Regions from separate parts of the Homo sapiens genome. Here region 1 is linked to region 2. A link is a contact called in ENCODE Hi-C data. All regions are on one chromosome and are shown on one strand. The core of a region is the stretch at or near the end of the contact, and the rest is flanking DNA. Distances in the headings are between cores, read along the strand shown. Region 1 overlaps ASTN2 (astrotactin 2). Region 2 holds the start of PAPPA-AS2 (PAPPA antisense RNA 2).

The links. A loop is a pair of places that touch in the nucleus more often than their neighbours do. Pooled maps may share reads with other maps.
Region 1: a loop to region 2 is called in a map of gastrocnemius medialis, with 3 times the contacts of the local background. The contact joins the enhancer-like site here to the promoter of PAPPA-AS2 in region 2. A Hi-C loop is called at or near these places in 3 of 168 maps with a recorded cell type or tissue (IMR-90, chondrocyte and gastrocnemius medialis) and 3 of 50 pooled maps.

Annotation. Positions count from the first base shown.
Region 1 is chr9:116,645,891-116,650,637 of GRCh38, reverse strand. The region is part of intron 17 of ASTN2 (astrotactin 2); the gene reads left to right. Among named protein-coding and RNA genes, the nearest start is that of TRIM32, 39 kb to the left of the region's middle. Within about 2 kb of position 3,042, at least 3 of the 41 ENCODE cell types and tissues checked have a DNase peak (open chromatin) inside an H3K27ac peak, as active enhancers do; they include gastrocnemius medialis, where a contact is called at or near this core.
Region 2 is chr9:116,362,426-116,366,705 of GRCh38, reverse strand. It overlaps PAPPA-AS2 (PAPPA antisense RNA 2), which reads left to right and starts at 3,030. Exons shown (of 6, transcript NR_170222.1): 1 at 3,030-3,109. It overlaps PAPPA (pappalysin 1), which reads right to left. Exons shown (of 22, transcript NM_002581.5): 18 at 3,967-4,114.

The sequences.
Region 1 (4,747 bases), core at 1,793-4,292, 280 kb before region 2:
CTTGCATTATCTCATTTACTCTGCCCTCCAGATCTGTGATTTACTTACATATATTGGTTCGATTCATATGAAATTGCTGACATTTGGCCATTTTTTACTTATAAAATGGCAATTTCATATGGTTCATTTTAATATCGTACCCCTTTTACAGCTGAGGAAACCTCAAAGATATTAAGTGATTTACTCAAAGTTGGTCTGCTCCAGAGTTTATATGCTTAGCCATGAAATTATTGCTTCTTTTTTTCTCTTCGGTTCTCTCACTTTTAATTATAGAATGGCAGGGCTTGAGGGGACCATATGAATTATTGATTCACTGGTTTGCAAACTTATCTTTATGGAACACTTTTTCCAAATGCAATCTTTCTTGAACCTCAATCCATAAAATCAGGAATAGTGATGCCACTATTTCAATGAGGCAGAGGAAGGGAGATAAAGCATCTCCCATTTGATCCCCACTCCTCCTTCTACAACACCTCCCAGACAGCCCTGGGCCTCCACTGGTAGACCACTGACTAAGTCTAGTAGAACTCTATGAATCCCGTGCCCCTCCCACAGCATACTTCTTGGCTAAGTGCTGGAGGGTGTTGAGTGCTCATACAGAGCTTCATAGAGGAAAGAGAAGGCATGGGAGAAAGGAGGTAGGGAAAGTGTCAGGTAGATGACCTAAGGAAGAAAAGAACATTGTTTGTACAAAGACCAAAAGAAATGCCTCATGACTAAGACCAAGGACGGAGGGAGAAACAAAATGAATCCTGATCATTTCCACAATATTGTAAGCCAAATTGTGGAATTTTGACCCTATCCTGTGGGCCATGAGGTGATGATGATGCATGGTTATTGGCAGGAGGCTGATGGGATTAGATTGTGTGGCAGAAGGAGGCCTCTGTAAAAAACCCAAATTCCCATCCATGGGACAGCATTGAAATAAAGCACAGGATATATATTCAATAGAATATACTACAGTAACCAAAATGAATGAGCTGTAGTGATACCTGTCAATATGAAATGAATGAATGTATTATTAACTGAAGAAAGTAAGTCCTAAAGATTTTTTTTTTTTTTTTTGAGACAGTTTTGTTCTTGTTGCCCAGGCTGGAGTGCAATGGCGCGATCTCAGCTCACTGCAACCTCCACCTCCTGGGTTCAAGCGATTCTCCTGCCTCAGCCTCCGGAGTAGCTGGGATTACAGGTACCTGCCACCATGCCCAGCTAATTTTTTGTGTTTTTAGTAGAGATGGGGTTTCACCATGTTGGTCAGGCTGGTCTTGAACTCCTGGCCTCAGGTGATCCACCCACCTCGGCCTCCCAAAGTGCTGGGATTACAGGCAAGAGCCACCATGCCTGGCTCCAAAGATTTTATATGGCACAACACCCTTTCCTCCCTTCTTTAAGTTAAAGCATACCTACACCTCAAATATACTATCTTTTAGGAATAAATACAGATGCAATAAATATGATTTAAAAAGGGAAGCAAGGAAGTGATGAACATAGGAGACAGGATGATGGTGATCTTGAGTCAGGAAAACTAAGGTAATGGCATAAGGAAGCATATGTTACATGTAAGTACTCAAGTTCCTAGCTGGTGTTTTTTTGTTTGTTTGTTTGAGACTGAGTCTCACTCTGTCTCCCAGGCTAGGGTGCAGTGGCGCAATCTTGGCTCACTGCAACCTCCGCCTCCTGGGTTCAAACAATTCTTCTGCCTCAGCCTCCTGAGTAGCTGGGATTACAGGCGTCCACCACCATGCCTGGCTAATTTTTGTATTTTTAGTAGAGACAAGGTTTCAACATGTTGGCCAGGCTGGTCTCGAACTTCTGACCTGAAGCAATCTGCTCGCCTCAGCCTCCCAAAGTGCTGGAATTACAGGTGTAAGCCACTGCGCCCAGCTCCTAGCTGGTGTTTTTGGTGGTAGATTAGTGAGAGTTCATTAAAGTTTAAAAAGTTTATTAAAACTAACTAGCTAACTGAACAAATAAATAAAGCCTACCCATGCATGGCTCAACAATGAGCTTCAGTCCTAAACTGAACACTGCAAATAATCTAACTCTGTGCATCAGAGGTCCCCAAACTAACACCAACAATAAAATACATATGTGTATGTCTCCACACCTCCAGCTGCAGGGTCAGGATAGACTGTGAGAATGTAAGAGTAGAATCAAGGAGATCCATGAGGAGGCTATTGCAGATTCCAATAAATAACAAGAACAGGCCCAGGGCCAGTGGTTCACGCCTGTAATCCCAGCACTTTGGGAGCCTGAGGTGAGAGGATAGCTTGAGCCCAGTGGGTTCAAGACCAGCCTGGGCAATATAGGGAGACCACCATTTCTGAAAGAAAAATTAGGCCAAGTGCGGTGACTCACACCTGTAATCTTAGCACTTTGGGAGGCCGAGACGGGCTGATCATGAGGTCAGGAGTTCAAGACCAGCTTGTACAACATGGTGAAACCCCATCTCTACTAAAAATACAAAACTTAGTTGGGTGTGGTGGCATGCACCTATAATCCCAGCTACTCAGGAGGCTGAGGCAGGAGAATCGCTTGAACCCGAGAGGCAGTGGTTCCAGTGAGCCAAGATCGCACCATTGCACTCCAGTCTGGGCAACAGAGCAAGACTCTGTCTCAAAAAAAAAAAAAAGAAAAGAAAAAATTGGCCTGGTGTGGTGGTGCACACCTGTCATCCAGCTACTCTGGAGGCTGAGGTGGGAGGATCGCTTGAGCGCATCAAGCGCTCAAGGAGGAGGTCAAGGCTTCAGTGAGCTGTGATTGTGTCACTGCACTTCAACCTGGGTAACAGAATGAGACACTGTCTCCAAAACATAAATAAATAAAAATACCTAGTGGTTCGACTAGTGTTGTATCAGTGAGGATGTAGTTTTGTTTAACTGGCCTTCTGGGACTTGGTGAATGAGCCTGTGAATATCCCTGTTTACTGCTCTGTGAACTCGCTCCAGTGACGGCCTTTCTGGGCCACACTGTCCTCATCTGCAATGTGGCACACTACAAGCCAAGCCACGGGACTTTTGCAATGTGTTCTTGGCACATGCATAGCAATAGATAGGCTGGTGGTGCCTTTCCTGTTTGTGCAGGAGCCAGATTCCCCTATGTCTGGATTCCATGCCAGGTTCCCTCAGCATCATTGAAATATTCAACTTATTGGAAATCCAGTGAGGTCTTTCTGAGGCTAATTAGTGGTGTGTGATCAGAGAATCCCAAGAGTGTGAAAGTGGTCACTAGATGTCACTGTTCTCCTTGCAGGAGACCTGTAGAGCTGGAAGTGCTAGTCATTCATTCATTAAGTATCTTTGAGCCCCCACTGTATGCTAAGACTGCGTTATACCCTGAAGAGTGAACAGTATGACAAGTGGATATGGTCTTTATCTTTACGGAGTTCACAGACTTATGGAGAAGACAGATATTAATGAAACAATCACACTAATAAGTAGAGTCAAGACTGTATAGAGTACTAGGCTGGTGGATTGCAAGCGTGTATTAAGGGGCCTTACGCAGTCAGAGAAGGCTTTCCTGAGAAAGTGACATGTAAAGTGAGCTTTTGGGGGCCAAGTGCATAAAATGAATATGGAAGACTGAGGTTTCAGAAAGGAAGAGGAGAATGAGAACATTGCTGGTAGAATGCCCAACTTCTGCAAACACCTGAAGAATGAGCAAATGTGACCCATTTCAGGAAGAGAATGAAAACCAGTGTGGCTGGAGCTGAGACTGGGAGAAAACTCCATGGACAATGCTGAAGAGAAGTCAGGCAGAACTGTACAACATGTGGTGAGGAGTTTAGCCCCAGGGCAATGGGGAAGCCAGGAGAAGTTAGAGCAAACAGACAGGCATGGGCACTATCTTCTCACTTCTACTCTCTTTTCCTCTTAGTGATCCTTGCAAAGAAATGTTAGAGCTGAAAGACTGTAGGCGGCTTCCTCCAAGTCTCCAGTTTCTTCTTTCCCTCCCCAAACACAAATGAAAGGCCTGTTTAAAGTGTCATGACAGCCTAAGGGATGGAGTGCCTTAGACATTTCCAAAGGAGCCAGGTTGCAGTGGGAATGAGTGGGATAGACCCACTGCAGGTCTGGAAATGATCCTGGAGGAAGGGAATATGGCCACAAAACAACGCTGGTGGGAAGAAAAAGCAGCTACTCTCGTTTTGTTTATCATTTTTTCTCCAACTCTGCCACTAACTCCCATCACCCTTCCTCCCATGACTTTTCCATCTTTCTATCATCTCTACAGGCCACATGGATACAAGAAAACACTTCAGAGCCCTGACCTATAGTTGAGGGGCCTGGGCTTTCACACTGAGACATAGCAGGTCATAGCAAGTTCTTTTCTCTTTCTGGGACTTTCTTTTCCTACTTCAAAAAACAAAGAACAAAACAGAACAAAACAAAAATTAAAAAACAGATAAGTGGAGTCAGTTTCTTTCTGAGTTTCCTACAAGACACTTTATTTACATGGAAGCAGATAGTACAGGTTCTTTGCTCTACCGGCTTGGGTTTGGATGTTTCCTCAATCCCCATTCACTATGTGATGCTGAATGGTGTCTTCATACCTCAGTTTCCACACTTGTAAAATGTGGTCTCACAATCCCTACTTCATGGGAATCAAAAGAGATAATGAATGCATAATGTCCAAGAAGAAATCACTTAACAGACGAATGTTATCTATGATAGTGATAAGAATATGTTTATTTAAAATGGCTCTTTTCTTTTTCTATGTTTCCTTTGGTAACTCCTCTTCTAGATAG
Region 2 (4,280 bases), core at 1,781-4,280:
CTATAGGGCCAGCACTACCCATGCTCCCCATTCTATGTCCAGAGCTTGGCACTGTGCATGGCAGATTATAGGCACCCAATAAGTATTTGTAAAATGAGTGCAAGAGACAGTGAGTGAATAAGTACATCAATGGATCAGGAAATGAGTGGATTAATGGATAAATGAATGGCATGATGACTGACTGATGAATATGCATTTAGGTGTCGTATGAAGGAAGAAGTAAGTACATAAATGGATAAGTGAATGAGTGAGTTATGGATTAAATGGATAAAGGAATAAAAAAAATCAGGTAATGAGTCAAAGAAGGGGTAAATGACTAATAGAGATAGGGCTACTACATAGAAGCCCTTGGTCCAGGAACTTTTGGGTGAAGACAGTTGACTTCCAGGCTGTGGGTTGGCAAGTTGACTGTAATTCAGCTCATTCATTCTCTACCCTGACCTCACACATCCTGAGGTCATCTGAAAAATCAAGCCTAGTCCATGGAAAGTACTCAGTACCCCAAAGAGGCATTTATTCATGTGGGCAAAGAAACAACCTGTCAGAATCTGACTAGGCCTGAAAGAGGCCATTTCTCTTAGTATCGAAACCACCCTCCAAACACTAGGAGCAAGTCAACTCTTTTCTTTAAATATCCTATTCTATTAGCTATTTTAAAGTCCCCCCTTCCAAATATACATATGTATGTATTAGCTATTTCAGAGGCCCCCTTCCAAATATACATATGTACATGACACCCGTTTCACAGGTTGGAGAGCCAAAAGGCACAAAGCTCAGGGCACAAAGCTGGTGAGGAGAGAGCCACATCTCTAATTCCAGGCCCCACAATCGATAACAGTGCAGCCACACAGAGAGAGGAGAGAAGGAGGCAGCCATCGAAACAGGAGAGATGGTGAGAGGCCAGAGGAGAGACAAGAAATGGGGATAACACAGACAAAAATGATGAGTGATGAGAATAAGGAGCAAAAATCCCTAAGCAGTCAGAGAAACTGCTTATGGAGTGTGCTTTATCATGAGACCAGTTCTAAAGGAGTTTTTAGGGAGCAAAGATGAGACAAGGCTGTGATAATAAAATCCTTTTGAAAAAAAAAAATGCAGCCTCTGAGAAATAGACAAAGGCTATCTTATCCCAAGAGAGGAAAAAAAAAAAAAAACGGTTGTCAAAACAGGAGACACTTGCTGTCCTATGCAGCGGTCATGTCTTAATTTCTCTTTCTCCGCGTCTCCCTCCCCCAGGCTCTCCTCCCCTACCCCAGCTCTGGGGCTTTAGGACCAGGCTGCTGTGTTGTGATATATGAGCCATTATTGGCATCCTTACAGAGTGGTGATCTCACCAGGCCTCCGCGTCTCCTTCCCGGGAGGCGCGGGGAGGGTGGCAGCCCTGGTGGCAGCAGCAGCAACTTTCTGAGGGCTCATAACTGCCACAGAAGCCTCCCCAGGTGGCCTGGGGGAGGCACGCAGGGGGAGCTGGTCTGGGTGACTCCAGAATGTGCCCTCCAGCCCCCAAGCCCGACACATATCTCACCCCTGCTTATAAGGCCAGTGATCAAATCCCTCTCCTTGGCAAAGTGGATTCTCCTCAGGGAAGGGCTCAGCCTGGGAGGTGGAAGTCAGGCGCATTTGGAGGAAAGCGAGGATACAGCTGGGGCTGAGGAGTGGATGAGCAAAAACTGCTCTCCTGCCTTGTTTCTCATTCTCACCCTCAGTCTTCCTGTCTCCCTATGTGGCTTTTTCTCTCTGATCTCCTCCAGTGTCCCTATGCACTCATCATCTGCCCTGGATTATCACATTTATAAGATGGACATCTGGGTGCCAGCCGTGGGGACTTGGGGTACAGGAAAGGAGTTAATTCAGGCTGCAATATCATATAGATTTCTTTCCCTTTCTGCTTTGACCATGAAAACACTCAGTGGGTAAAGAAATACCACCCTCCCACCCCTTCCCCTCTTTCTCCACTGTTCTGATGGAGAGAAGACAGCCAGGTATCGTACTCATTTGCGTACAGTTGAGACATCTGAATAAAATATGTAAATGCGTCTGTGAGGTTTGTTTGCCTTTTGTGCGTCTTTCTGTGTGTTTGATATGTTTTGGGACATAAAATGTGTTTGTGTTTGTTGAAGTATGAGATTTGTATGTATTGCATGTGAGTGCTGTGTATAGGTTTATGTGCTACCTGTGTGTGTATGTGTTTGTGAGAGTGATGCATTTGTGTGGTATTTGGCTGATGTGTAGGTGTTAGGCATGAGCTTACTATATGATGTGTGTGTTTGGGGCTGTTTGTTTATGAAGCATTTCAGCATGTGGCATGCGTTTATGTATGCACGTGTGAATGTATTTGAATGTGTCAGTGGGTATAGATATGCAGCAAATTTGTTTCTGTAGGTTTTCCCTAAAGGTCACTTAATTAGGCTTTTTCTCACAGAGCCACTCAATGCCAGTTAAGAGTATGAATGAATATTCACTTGCATATTCTGATTGAGCTGGAGGTTGGGACCCCATCACAGACATACTTGTTCAGGACCACGCACACCTATCAGGAATGATGGAAAGGAGAAAGTGTTGGCCTTGGGATGGTGCAGCCCATGCTGCTCACCATGGCAATACTTGTTGCCCAACCTTCTAGAATGCCTATATTAGCAGGTCCTATAAGATCCCATCTCTCTGCAACACTCCTGGTCAGCATCTCATGAATTGGTGGCTGTATAAGATCTTAAAGTACCTTCCAAACCATCAGCGAGAGCAATCATGTGTTTTGGTGTTTTCTGACCCATGCAGGAGCCAGTGTCCTGGGCTAAACACAAGAGTGCTGATTCCCACTGTAAGTTACAGTGAAGAACTTCTGCTATCTGAGGGCATGTGTTTTCATCTTCAAAAAAGGATGGACAGTCCCCATGAACCTTCCCTCTCCAACCACACAGGCCTTGCTTCTGGACATGCAGTGATAACTCTCTGTTTGCTGGATGAAGATCATGTTGGCTCTATGCACATTCAGATAACCTTCTACACCAGACACCCCTGGTGATTGCTCTATAAATCATATTGGCCAGGAGAAAGGATGTTCAGTTCCCTAGGCTTTTCATCATGGTCAATTAGGGAATCAGCCCAAAAGGTCAGCATCACTGCCCTTAAATGAGGTCACACTCCATGCACTCTGAGTACCCCGGAAAGCTGTGGTGCTGGTGATTAATGCATGTGTCCAGACACCTGGTTTCAACGAGGCAAATCCCTGGCATACAATCCCAGCTTGTCTCTTCTCACTGTGTGTATTTCTCGAGCTGGCCTGTCACCATGCAAAGAGTATTTTGAAAATGCAGTTTATGCTCATCTTGGATGCAGCTGAGATGCCATGGAAAGAAGTCAGACTTTGGAATAGGATGGGTCTCAGGATTTGGGAGCATGTTCCATTATCCCCTCAAGTTTTGATTCCCTCATCTGTTAAAGGTTATTGTGAGGATAAGATATAATGCCTTTCAAGTGCTTGATGAAGGGCCTGAACTATATCAGGTACTCATGAATGTTTAGTATGATGCAAATTTCAAGATTAATAATAAAAGAAGCTGCACCAGACTGCTATTGCTTCCCTAAATGTGATGTGTGCTTTCATAACTCCTGCTCCTCAGCCACAGAGTTTCTTCTGCCTGCAATAGCATTTCTTCCCCGACAAGCTTTTTCAAATCCCCAAGTAAGCATCCCTTCCTGTGGGAGTCTTCTGTGTCCCCACCAGGCACCTGACAGCTTTTCTGTATTCTGTTGTAACTGTGCACACTCACCCACCATTGTGTCACCATATCCCTGTCCCTGACCCTCTTTCTGGGAGGACATGGTCTACACTAATTCATCTCTCTTTCTGTAGTGCCTACGCAGGAACTCATGTGGCCAGGGTGTTCAATGACCCACCCAGGCATTAGCCCTGCATTGCTGGAAGGAATTGCCCCTCCTACTGCTCCCCTCTCGGGCCCATCATACCTATGGCATAGCCATCAGGGCACTGCAGTTTGAGGTTGCTGTTGAGCTCGTTTGGAACCGAGCACTGGCCTTGCATCTCCTGGCAGACATGGAAGGAGCCGTTCCAGGTGCCATCTTTCCGGCAATGAATGACATTGCTCCCAAGTCCCTGAACAACAGAGAAACAGAGTTAGGACCAAGAGAGACACCAGCCCCAATTGAATAAGCTATTCTGAATACAACAGAAAAGAATTTTTCATCTCTCCAGAGCTCTGAAGTGTTCCAAAACAATTTCTTAACAATGGTTGAAACTCAACCACCCTGAAAGAGGGGTA